Linked DNA regions of Mus musculus: region 2 is linked to region 1. Evidence: chromatin loops called from intact Hi-C (ENCODE). Cell type or tissue: gastrocnemius. All regions are shown on one strand. Links, peaks and the distances in the headings refer to the core of each region. The heading gives the core; the rest is flanking DNA. Region 1 overlaps Iqck (IQ motif containing K). Region 2 overlaps Knop1 (lysine rich nucleolar protein 1).

Evidence for each region. A loop is a pair of places that touch in the nucleus more often than their neighbours do. Peaks named below come from ENCODE experiments on the same cell type or tissue, not always from the same donor. Only the 100,000 strongest peaks of a DNase experiment are listed, where the experiment ranks them.
Region 2: a loop joins it to region 1, with 1.9 times the contacts of the local background. A loop is called at or near these places in 6 of 42 quality-filtered maps.

The regions. Positions count from the first base shown.
Region 1 is chr7:118,925,989-118,931,357 of GRCm38, forward strand. All of the region lies in intron 7 of Iqck (IQ motif containing K), which reads left to right. Among named protein-coding and RNA genes, the nearest start is that of Gm39076, 56 kb to the right of the region's middle. In gastrocnemius, for the core only: a CTCF peak has its summit at 2,576; a DNase peak (open chromatin) is centred at 1,056; H3K4me3 peaks cover 822 bases; H3K27ac peaks cover 5,000 bases.
Region 2 is chr7:118,848,463-118,853,831 of GRCm38, forward strand. It overlaps Knop1 (lysine rich nucleolar protein 1), which reads right to left. Exons shown (of 5, transcript NM_023197.3): 2 at 3,941-4,878; 3 at 2,159-2,227; 4 at 1-112. Among named protein-coding and RNA genes, the nearest start is that of Iqck, 4.6 kb to the right of the region's middle. In gastrocnemius, for the core only: no CTCF peak of the experiment used is centred there; a DNase peak (open chromatin) is centred at 2,379; H3K27ac peaks cover 1,430 bases.

The DNA.
Region 1 (5,369 bases), core at 135-5,134:
GGGCTGCTTACAGGAGCATAAACACCTTACCTACCAGTGGCCACACTACTGAAGTAAATGTTTTTCTCTCCCCAGCCACCACTGACTGCTTATAGATCTTTTAGGGAGCCCCTCCCCCCAGCTCTGTAGTTTTATTTTTTGAGACTGTGCTCAGCATGTGGTCAAAGCTGGCCTTGAACTTGCAGACCTCCTTTCCATGCCTCCCAAGCATCGGGATTAGAGGACAACATTATCATTCCCAGCACAAAGAGAATCTGCTTCTTAACGCAGAAGGAACAGCTTGGGTACAGAGGTTTGCTTCTTGGCTTGCCAGCCTTGTCATTATTTTAATTATTTGGTTTCCCTTTCCACTCCTGAAAAACAGGACCGACAATTGTGCTCCTGCCCCCCCCCCCCCCCCCCGCTTTGCATCCCCATCTCTCACCCCAGTCCTCTCCTGTTAGCTGTGAGGGTGTAGCTCTGTTGAAAGTCCATTTACCCCTATAAGAATATATTCCCGCTTGTTTGTTTCTTGGTGGTAGTCCTTAAGTTCTTGGTTTCTGTTCTTTGTTTTTTGTTGGATTTTTTTTTTTCCTGCCTGAGAAACCCTGTTATTTTTCAAAACATTCTTTTGATCAGGCTAGAAACTTCTGCCTGTGCCCAGCAGGACTCTGGTGCCCCAGAAAGAAGGCACCCAGTTGCCGTGGTCCCCATTCAGGCCTCCTTCTTGGGGCAATGTCTGGCCACTCAGCAGGCTGAAGTAGGCCACAGCACTATAAATAGGGGCCTTGGCCTGCTCTGGGATCAGGTCTCAGGCTAGGTTCTCCCTCCCCCTTCCCTCACCAGTTTCTTCAGTTATTTAAATAAAACTACAGGTACGTTTTCATGTATAAGTACCCCAAAGCTTGTCATCTTGGCAAGCTGTAAGCAACTCCTTTCTGTCTTGTTTGCCTAGTAGGACATACTCCAGTATGAGATGAATCCTAGATGACCTAGGATTTGCCTACCAGCCAATGTGGTGGGTTGGCCTTGCCATCAGTGCAGTGGGTTGGCCTTGCCATCAGTGCAGTGGGTTGGCCTTGCCATCAGTGCAGTGGGCTGGCATTCCATCAGTGGAGTGGGTTGGTAATACCATCAGTGCAGTGGGCGAGCGTTGCCATCAGTGGAGTAGGTTGGCATAAACCTAATGCCATTCTATCTCCTTTGCCCCATAGCCTTGAATTGGCAATGAACTTCCTTAACCCTCACTTTCCTCGTCTACGAACTGTGTCTAGCAATAATACTGAATTCCAGTTCCTAGGTTTGAAGTGGAGAATAAACAAGAAAAATCAGAGGAGGACTGGCCAGATCATCTACAGGGCAGAGTGTAACATGATGACACCTCTTGTTTAATGTTGTCAGGGATTTCTTCAAGGGCTCTGGGTGTAGCCTAGTTGGTATAGTGCTTGCTTCCCATGCATGATGCCCCAGCTTCAATAGCCAGAACGACCTCAAACAAGGACATGGTGGCATGGATATGCAACCCCAACATTTGGGAGATGGAGGCCGCAGGATCATAAATTTAAGTCCACTCTTGGCTTCATAGTGAGTTCAAGGCCAGCCTAGGCTACATGAGAATATATCTCAAAATTATTTTAACTTTTTAGCTGTTGGTGGCAGTGCTAAGCCTTAATTTCAACTCTCAAGAGTCTGAGGCAGGAGTATCAGGAGATAGACTCTAGCCTGGGCTACTACAGAATAAGAACCTGTCTCAAGACAAACAACAAGCTAACAATAAAGACCTTTCAGCTTTCAGACATGCCTAGCTTACGGCCTAAGGGCCGTGTGTACCCAGAGAGCTGTGAATACAGCCTAAGGGCCGTGTGTACCCAGAGAGCTGTGAATACAGCCTAAGGGCCGTGTGTACCCAGAAAGCTGTGAATGCAGCCTAAGGGCCGTGTGTACCCAGAGCGCTGTGAATGCAGCCTGAGGGCCCTGTGTACCCAGAGAGCTGTGAATGCAGGACCATCACATTTATAAACCTCAGTGTCACTTTCTGATGTCAAAAAAGTTGAATAACCCTATATGGAGATGGCGGAAGATTGTACTGGGTCTGACTGGGAAGCTTGGCAAGCAGAGAGCAGAGGTGAGATGCCTGCCATCCTGCTTGGCATCCCAGTAGCTGCCCTTCTCCACTCCTCTGGAGCACTTGTCTGTAAAGGTAAAAAGTGCACGGGTCACTTTCACTGCTGTGGTTGAGTCTCTTTGGTGATAGCAACCCATGAGAATACTTGGTGGTTTGAATCTGTAGACTTGGCCTAGGGAGATGACTCAGTGGGTAAGAGCATCCTTCTAAAAGGTCCAGGAGAGAATCAGCTGCACAGAATTGCCCTCTGACCTCCACAGTGCACTGCAGTGCATGCATACACACGCGCTGTACTGTAACAACAAGAAAACAATAGTAATGTTAAAGAAGAAGTCCATAGTGCTTGACTGTTTCTCAGGAGTCTGTGTGTGAGCTGGGTGGCTACTGTGCTGGCTCCCTGTGTGCCCAGATTAGCAGGTGACTACGTACAGAGGGGAGGGCCAAGCTGCTCTTTTTCACATGTCTGGCAGGTGGCACTGGTGGTTGGCATTTCTTTTCCATGTGGCTTTTCAACATGGTGTAAGTTGAAAGAAGAGCCTCCTTAAATGTAGAAATAACATGAGGAGGCAAATCTAGAAGCTTCAAGCTTTCTTCAGCCTTAGATTATGGAGTTCTCTTAGCAGTACTTCTGCTCCCTTCTATTGGTCAGAGCAAATCATGAGGTTGGCCAGATTCACTGACAGGGGATAGACTCCCATATGTGTGTGGGGGGGGGGGGCACAGAGGTGGGGTTCCTGTAGCCAAGGATAGCCTCTGAACTTGCTACGTAGCCAAGGATGGGTTTAAACTTCTTGACCTTCCTGTCTCTACCTTCTGAGTTTGGATTACAGTATGGCAACACTCCTGGCTTATGCGGAGCTGGGGATCAAACCCAGGAATGCAGCACTTTATTTGTGCTAATCAGGCATTCTACCAGCTGAGCTGCAGCTCCAGCTCTGCATCCATCAGTTAAACTTTGAGTGACAGTGGGTTTTTCTAGACAAGAATGCACGTGACTCACCAAGGGCACAGTGTGGTGGCTCCCCACCCCGTCCCCAGAGCCTCACACATGCTGGGCAAGTGGTCTCTCCCGAGCTCTGGCTCTTGATATTTACTTACGTATTTGGAGACAGCTCAGGCTGTCCTCAAACCCACAACCCTCTGCCTCAGCTTCCCGAGTGCTTGTGTTATATATATACACCCACATCACTGCACGCGGTTCTCTGTCTTTAACCTGCATCAGGGCCCTTCCCCCAGAGTCGGGAGGGCTGAGTGGGTCCTGAGAACTTGCATTTCAAACAGGTCCTTGGGCACTAGGAGTGCTGGCAACCTGGGGAACACTCTTTGAGAACCCTGACAGAGGAATCTCTGGCTTTCAAACCTGACCGTACATTAGAACAACCCTGAAGCTGCTGCTTCAGTCAGGAGTAGAATGGCAACACCAGAGCAGGTTTTCATAGTTGCCTGGGGTTCAAATTCTGGGCTATAATACATACCAATTTCGGGGCACTATTTGCTTGACTGAGGCTCAATTTCCTCTTTGAAAAGGGTGGAAATACTGCCCACCTCAGAGATTTCTTCTGAGAATTAATAGTGTGCACATAACTCCTAAAAGAGTGCTCACAGGTCTTGTGTTAGCAAATGTCAGCTAAGTGGGGACGGGAGGGAAGGGCTCAGAACGGGCTGGCTGACAGGGTCCTTGGCAGAGCACACGGTGACGTAATTTACCCTGTAACTCACTGAGAGGTTCATCAAATACCTTAAATGCCTACGCAATCAGATTCATTCCTAATCATGAGTCTCAGTTATCAGGAGAAGCAGGATGAACTCCATCTGAACTGCCATCACTGAAATGTGGGGGAAATTCCATTTCTTTCATGTATGTGCTGTGACCTGCCCCCACCCGGCGGGGGGGGGGGGGCGCGGGGGGACGACTTCGGTACAAAACTAGGTGTGGCTTCCTGGGAGAAGGCCTTCTCAGATCCGGGCATTGCAGAGACTACCTCAGGAAAGGCAGCTGGTGCTGGTGACTCACCCAGATCCTGCTTTCCTGACCACGGGCTAACAGCCCCAGAGTGTTCCCTTGACTCACACTGGAAGGCTTTGCAGTAATCAGCATGGTGTTTGTGTAGGAACTGAAACAGCCAAGCGGTACAGATGTCCTCCGCAGGGCTTGGAGCAGTAGGCTCATTCCTAGCATTCTCCCTCGGGGAAGCAGGGTGGCCCAGGCTTCAGCTCCCTGGAATCACTTGGAGTCCTGCGGGTCTTGTTCTACCTCACTGGTGTGCATTAGAACTCCCAGGTTGGGGGGGGGGGGTCTATTTCAACAGAACCCCAGTGACATCAGGGTCATTTGTTGAGCTTAAACTTTGAGAGACAGTGAGTTTTTCTAGACAGGCATTCACGTGATTCACCAAGGGCACAGTGTCAGATGAATAGTGTGAGAGAGCTGGAAGGGGCAGCAGGAGAAGCTGGGGGCTGGAGCTGTAATGCCTACATAGGGGTCAAGGCAGAGGTTGGCAAACCATACCTGAAGGACAGTATCCAGCCACTGTCCATTCCTTGGGTTCTATTCTTTATTAAATATTTTTTGTAGCATTTGAGATTGAACCTATGGCCACATACATGTGAAACAAGGCTCCACCCTCGAGCAACAGCTCCAGGACTCCTTTTACCTTCTTATTTTGTGTCAAAGTCTCACTAAGTTGTTCACGCTGGCTTTGAACTTGTGACCCTCTTGCTTTAGTTTAGTTATTGGAATTATAGGCCTGTCCCATTCAACCTGGCTACAAAAGTTCTTTTTCCTTTTTCTTTTCTTCATATGTGTATGTGTGCATCTCTCCCTCCCTCTCCCTCTCCCTCTCCCTCCCCCTCTCCCTTCTCCTCCCCCCATCTCTCTCTCTCTCTCTCTCTCTCTCTCTCTCTCTCTCTCTCTGTTCCAAATAAAATTTTACTGGAACGTAGCCACACCTATTTAGCATATTGTCTGCAGCTGCTTTTGTGTTCTATGGCAGCATGGTATTGGTTTGAAAGAGACTCCATGGCCCACAAAAGCAACAATATTTACTATCTTGTTTATCCCAATCAAAAAAAGTTTGCTAGTTATAGACATGACCTCAGATGTGGACAAGCTTAGAGCTGGAACTAAGACATAAAAAGTCATAAACTCCTAATTTTAAAACTGAACCTCCAAAGAAGAAGGGAGTCAACAACCAGCACCAAGCAGAGCATTCGGGCCCTCAAGCATAGCAATTTGAGTTTGTGAAGTAAGTGTGTTTACAGTGAT
Region 2 (5,369 bases), core at 238-5,237, 77 kb before region 1:
GTTCTGAAGCCTCTGTCTTGACCGACAAACCCACTGTCCACTTTTTGGGTTCTGAAGCCTCTGTCTTGCCCGACTCACGATCAATCTCTTCTTGCAAGGCCTTCCGTCTCACCTATGCAGGGACAAAATAAATGAGTAAATAAGCAGCTAAATAAAACGAAGAGGCCAATGAGACCCTGTTCTCTACTGATCTTACTGCTACGTAAAGGTGAGGCGGAAGATCAAGAGCTTTACTCTGCTCCAGTGCAGAGGCCATTCTCGTTAATAGTTGGTCCTCTGGCCTGAAACACTTGTCATGGGCACAATTTCTTGACAAGTGATTTTCCTGTAACATAGGATGATCCATCTTTACCAGAACATCCGGTAACAGTGATGTGTGGGAACTTGGCCAACTGAAATGCTGAGGCCCTCTCTTGTGCAGTGCATATTGTAGTCGCCTTCCATGAGGACAGCACTCCTTTCTAGAAACAAGCCAGACACAAGCTGGAATCCCAGCAATGCTGCTAAACAGGTCGTGCAGCCTTGCAAAACTCCCTCCCCCTTTCTGATCACTGGATCAGTTATCTGCAGAAACTGGAAAGCTTGACCTTGGGGAAGCAGCAGAGCGCAGGCGCGCTCCTGCGAGGCCAGCTCGGGCCTCTGCCGGCCCCAGCAGCCCACAGTGCACCACAGAAGCTTCCAGGACGTCTGCTTCCTTCTCAAGAATTTGGGTCCAACTTGGCTTCCCCTTTACGTGACGAGAACTTTGAAGTGAGGGTACTTTCCGTACAAGTCAAACCACACAATCTACAGCAGCTGCTGTAGCACAAAAAGCAGGGATGAGGGAAACAGGTGAGGGTCAACACAACAGATGCAGTGAGGACACACTGCGCCTCCGGTCTCAGCCACATACAGTGCAAGGAGCTAGCAGCACGCACGAGCAGCTCATTTATGACAGTGGGCAGGAGGATTCGCAGACATGTTATCTTCCCATTTTACACACAACCACCTTCCAGTATTTATGGGGAAAACAGAAGTGGAGACTCAAGGCCATCCTTAAGCCTCAGAGACACTTAGTAGGCAGAGAGCAGCAAAGTCCAAGAGCTCTGCAGTGTTGGGTAGCTGTGGCTGCTCAACATTTGGCTGTGTCCTAAGGGGCTAAGGAGACCCCAGCCAAGGGCTAGGCCCTAGGAGAGCTGGGGCCCCAAGGCTGGCCCCTCTGCATGCTGTCCTGGGCCACTAAGGCATTATTGACCTTGGCCTATTGAGCAGAGCACTCCTGGCCCTGCATGGAGATTAGGAGCCCTGAAGGCCAGTGGTCCAAGCCCACCCTGGACAGGCTCCAGCACATTCCCTGGCCCTTCCCTTGGCCATATATGCATAGCCCTCCTCCAAGTGCAGTTCCCTCACACCCACAGCTCCACTGCAGGTCTGGCACACACCATCTCTTCTGGGTGGCCCTCCTCACGTCTAAACTTTACTTCATCTTCCTTTTCTCCTAAGGTGGAGGTGGGGACCTAGGAGGCAGAGGACTGTGTGATCTCTATCACAGTGCTGCCTCAGCAGGCACCATGGGGACCAGGTGTTATCTATCTGGGCGCAGATATCCTTCCAACACACCCTCCCGCTTCTCTACAGCTGCCTGTAAAGACCCATGCTGACTCATAGAGAAGGGTCAGCAGCCAGTGAAGCACGGACTAACCCCAGGCCCCCACAGCTCCTCAGTCCTGCCAGGCCCCGGGGTAAAGGAACATAAAAACATCCCAGTTAGACAAAGTCTAGATCCCACATAGAGATATGCACATGACAGAGTTGATACTAGTCTGTAAGCTCTCTCTCAAGCTCCTGAACTGGTGGAGATACCCCGTGGGCATGGCTGAGCATTTCTGCCTGCTCTAGCTATAAGATCGAAGGTCCCCATTTTCCCAACACTCTTCAATAGGCTCCCTGAGAGGGCCTGTCAGGACCCTCAGAAAAAGTCACAGTGGCTTTGGGATCCCCTGGCCAGAGGTGCAGGTGGGCTGAGTTCACCTGCCCCTAGAGGGGTGCCATGGAATTGGACAAGACACCTTTGGTGACCCCAATCCCCCTGAGCCCAGAATTTGTGACCTGATGGGTGGTGAGGGTATCTAGGGGGTGACAAGAAGTAAGGGAGGACACAGGCCAGGCTGGGTCCTACCTGGTCTATGCAGGTCTCATCCATGTTGCCTTTTTTCTCCAGTACCACCTCTAAGTCTGTGTCTGACTCCTGCAAAGAAGGCAAGGTGTTAGCTCAGGCAAGCCATCAACAGCCCTCGCTCCAGCAGGCCAACACAAACCCGGAGAGCATGGCTGCACTGGTTTGTCATCGAGAAGGAGCCTGAGCTCAGCAACAAAGCCCTGCCCCCTGTCCCTTTCAGCCAATGTGGGCACTAAGCCAGATGACACAGAGAGGAGGCGGCTCAGAGAGGGAAAGGGAAACCACTCTGCAGCTCAGCGACAGTGCTAATCTGAATCCAGGCCTCCCCACTCAATGGGTGGTGTGCAACTGAGTAACCCTTGGCCTGCAGATGGCCTAGCAGGTCTTAATCCCAACCGTATTTATCCGGGTCCTCAGAGTACCCTCTAACTGCAGGCTAGGGGCAATCAGTTCCTGGTCCATCATGAATGACAAAGCTTTTGCATTCTTTCCTTAGAAGCTGTGCTTGGTCCCGTGGGGCAGGGCAGCTTTCCTTACCCCTCCTTACACTATTGCTCCTGGCCTGGCCTGTGTGACTCGTAAACTGTGCAAGCTGTCTGGTAGATGTGAAGCAGAGGGGATACCTTTCCCCTGGTCTCCTGGGAGAAAGAGGTCCTAAAATTGAGTAGGAGCTAGCTTTAAACCTCCAGGTTCATCTTACCCTGAATTTTTTGTGTTTTGCACGCACACTGTGCACACAGGTGGAAACAAGTAGTGTCTTCCTCTACCGCTCTCTTCATTGCCTCACGATGGGGCCTCTCAAAGTAATCTTGTCTGTCTCTCTCTCCCTACTAATACTGAAGTTACAGGTACATACTGCCATGCAGAGCTTTTAAGGTGACTACTGGGGATTTGAACTCTGGTCCCAATGCTTACAGAGCAAGCACTCTTACCCACTGAATCATCTATCTCCCTGGTCTGAGTTTCTGAATAGAAAGCAGCAGAGCTGGTTTGCCATGCTGATTGACCTAAGTCTACCCAGGATCCACATCATGAAACAGAACAGTCTCCCTCAAATTCTCTTCTCATTTTCACACTTGAGCTGTGGGTGGTGAAACAGAGCCTAAAGCATGAGGACAAAGCTGGGAGAATGCCAGCAACCACAACCACCCTGCAGGCCGCAACGGGGAGTCACCCATGATCCCAACCCCGCCTGGGAAAGTAGACGCAGGCCAGCAACAACTTCCTGATGGCTCTGTATCTCACAGGCGCTCCTCAGAAAATGTCCATCGTCACCTCGTGAGAGCCACAGGGCCATGGCTGGCACAGAGCTGGAGAAGCCAGGTCTTGCTCCCATTGCAGATGGTCATTTCTTGGGCTGCCGAGACACTGGCTTTGGGAAAGGACACTGACATCTCCTAACATACTCGGAGATCTACTAAGCTAGGAGCAACACTACAGCCTATAGCTGACAGCTACTGGCTCCTGAGAGACAGCAAGTCACAAGACATTTACATAAAATGATCCCCATTTATGGATATAGTGAAGGGCACCTGCATTACTGGTGACACTACAGGAGCCTCTGGATCCAGTTTACTAAAAAACAGGTAATTCCTATCCTTTTCCAGTACATATTACTGCGCGCGCACGCACGCGCGCACACACACACACACACACACACACACACACACACACACACACGAGGATGCTGGGGTTCTATCAGCTAAATGCACAAGTGCCTGTGCTGACATGTATGCAGGCACCCATATGGCAACCTCACCCCCAAACTCCAATGAAACCTGCCTCCTTTTCCTCCTGCCAGGGGTCTTCCTTTACTCCGTTCTCTTTCCTCTTCTTCTTCTTCTTCTTCTTCCTTTTCACAGCCAGCCCTTCACCAACTGGCTGTTCCACCTTTTTCTTGGATTTGACTTTCTTCTTCCCAGGGGCCTTCGGGCTGTCTATTGGAACGAACTCCAAAGCTTCACTTTTGACTGACTTCTTACTCCCTTTCTTCAGGCTGTTCTCCACAGAGACCCTGGAGTTGACCAGGAGGATGTCTCCCTCCTGGTGGGTCTTCTTCTTCTTTTTCTTCATGTTGTGATCTCTGGGGCTCCCCTGCTTCCTTTTCTGCCCCAAGGCTGCCTGTTCCTCTGCCTCTGCCCCCTCTAAGCATGAGTGCAGGGAATCCCCAGCCTCGTAGAGCCAAGCGTCCTGGGGAGGAAGGGCTTCCGTGTCAGGAACCTTTTTTTCCTTCCTTTGTTTTTTGGACTTCCTACCAGCTTTGCTTACCTCCTTGGCATGCTTGGGGTCTGGGGAGGTCTTCAGCCCTGAGCCTTGGGAGGCAGCCTTTGATAAGGACTTCCGCCTCTTCTTTTTCTTCTCTCTGATGAGGCCTTCTGCTGACTGCTCAAGGGCCTGCCTTCTAGGGCTAGGTGACTTTTTCTGCCTTGCCCGTGTAGGCTCAGCCCCCAGGCACTCCTCCAAGTGAGTGCTACAGGACTTTTTTTTCTTCTTTCTCTTGCTCAGTGATATCTCGGGGATCTGCACCTCATCCACATTGTTAGAAGGGGACGTGGCCCTCGGAGGAGAAGCGTCTATAAAATAATCATTACTGTTTAAGACTGAGTATTGAGTCTCTGGTTCTGAGACATTTGCAACCACTCTCTTTTTCTTCTTCTTCTTTTTCTTCTTCTCTGGGAGTTGTGGGCCCAGGTCTGCTTTCTGGGTCTTGCTGACCATTACTGAGAAGAAAAACAGAAATAATGCAGTTTACCATTCTACCCAGTCCCAGCCTGCGGTCCGAGAGAAAGGGAAACAGCTCCCATTCCTTGGGAGCAGGAGGAAAGACAATTAAATGGCAGGAAGTGCAAATGCAGATGGCCTTACATTCAAATCCAAACTCCTCACTCAGTTTGACTCTATCACCCCACCTCTCTGCACGTCACTTTCCTTTTCTGGAAGGAAAGAACACATCCATCCTCAGAGAGGTGCCGGGAAAGCCCAGAGAAAAGGCTTTGAGCACTTGATTCCTTGTCCACCATCTCCCTGAAACCTCCAGACAGACCTATATTCAACAGATATTTACCAAGCGCCTACTCAAGCCAGCACTGCAAGACACAGCTGTGATCAAGACTTTAGCTGGCTTCCATGACATTTTTTTTTTTTTAAAAACCAGATGAAGCAGAGAGAACATCCAAGCAGTCTTCCACCAGATCCAATAAATGGCACAGTT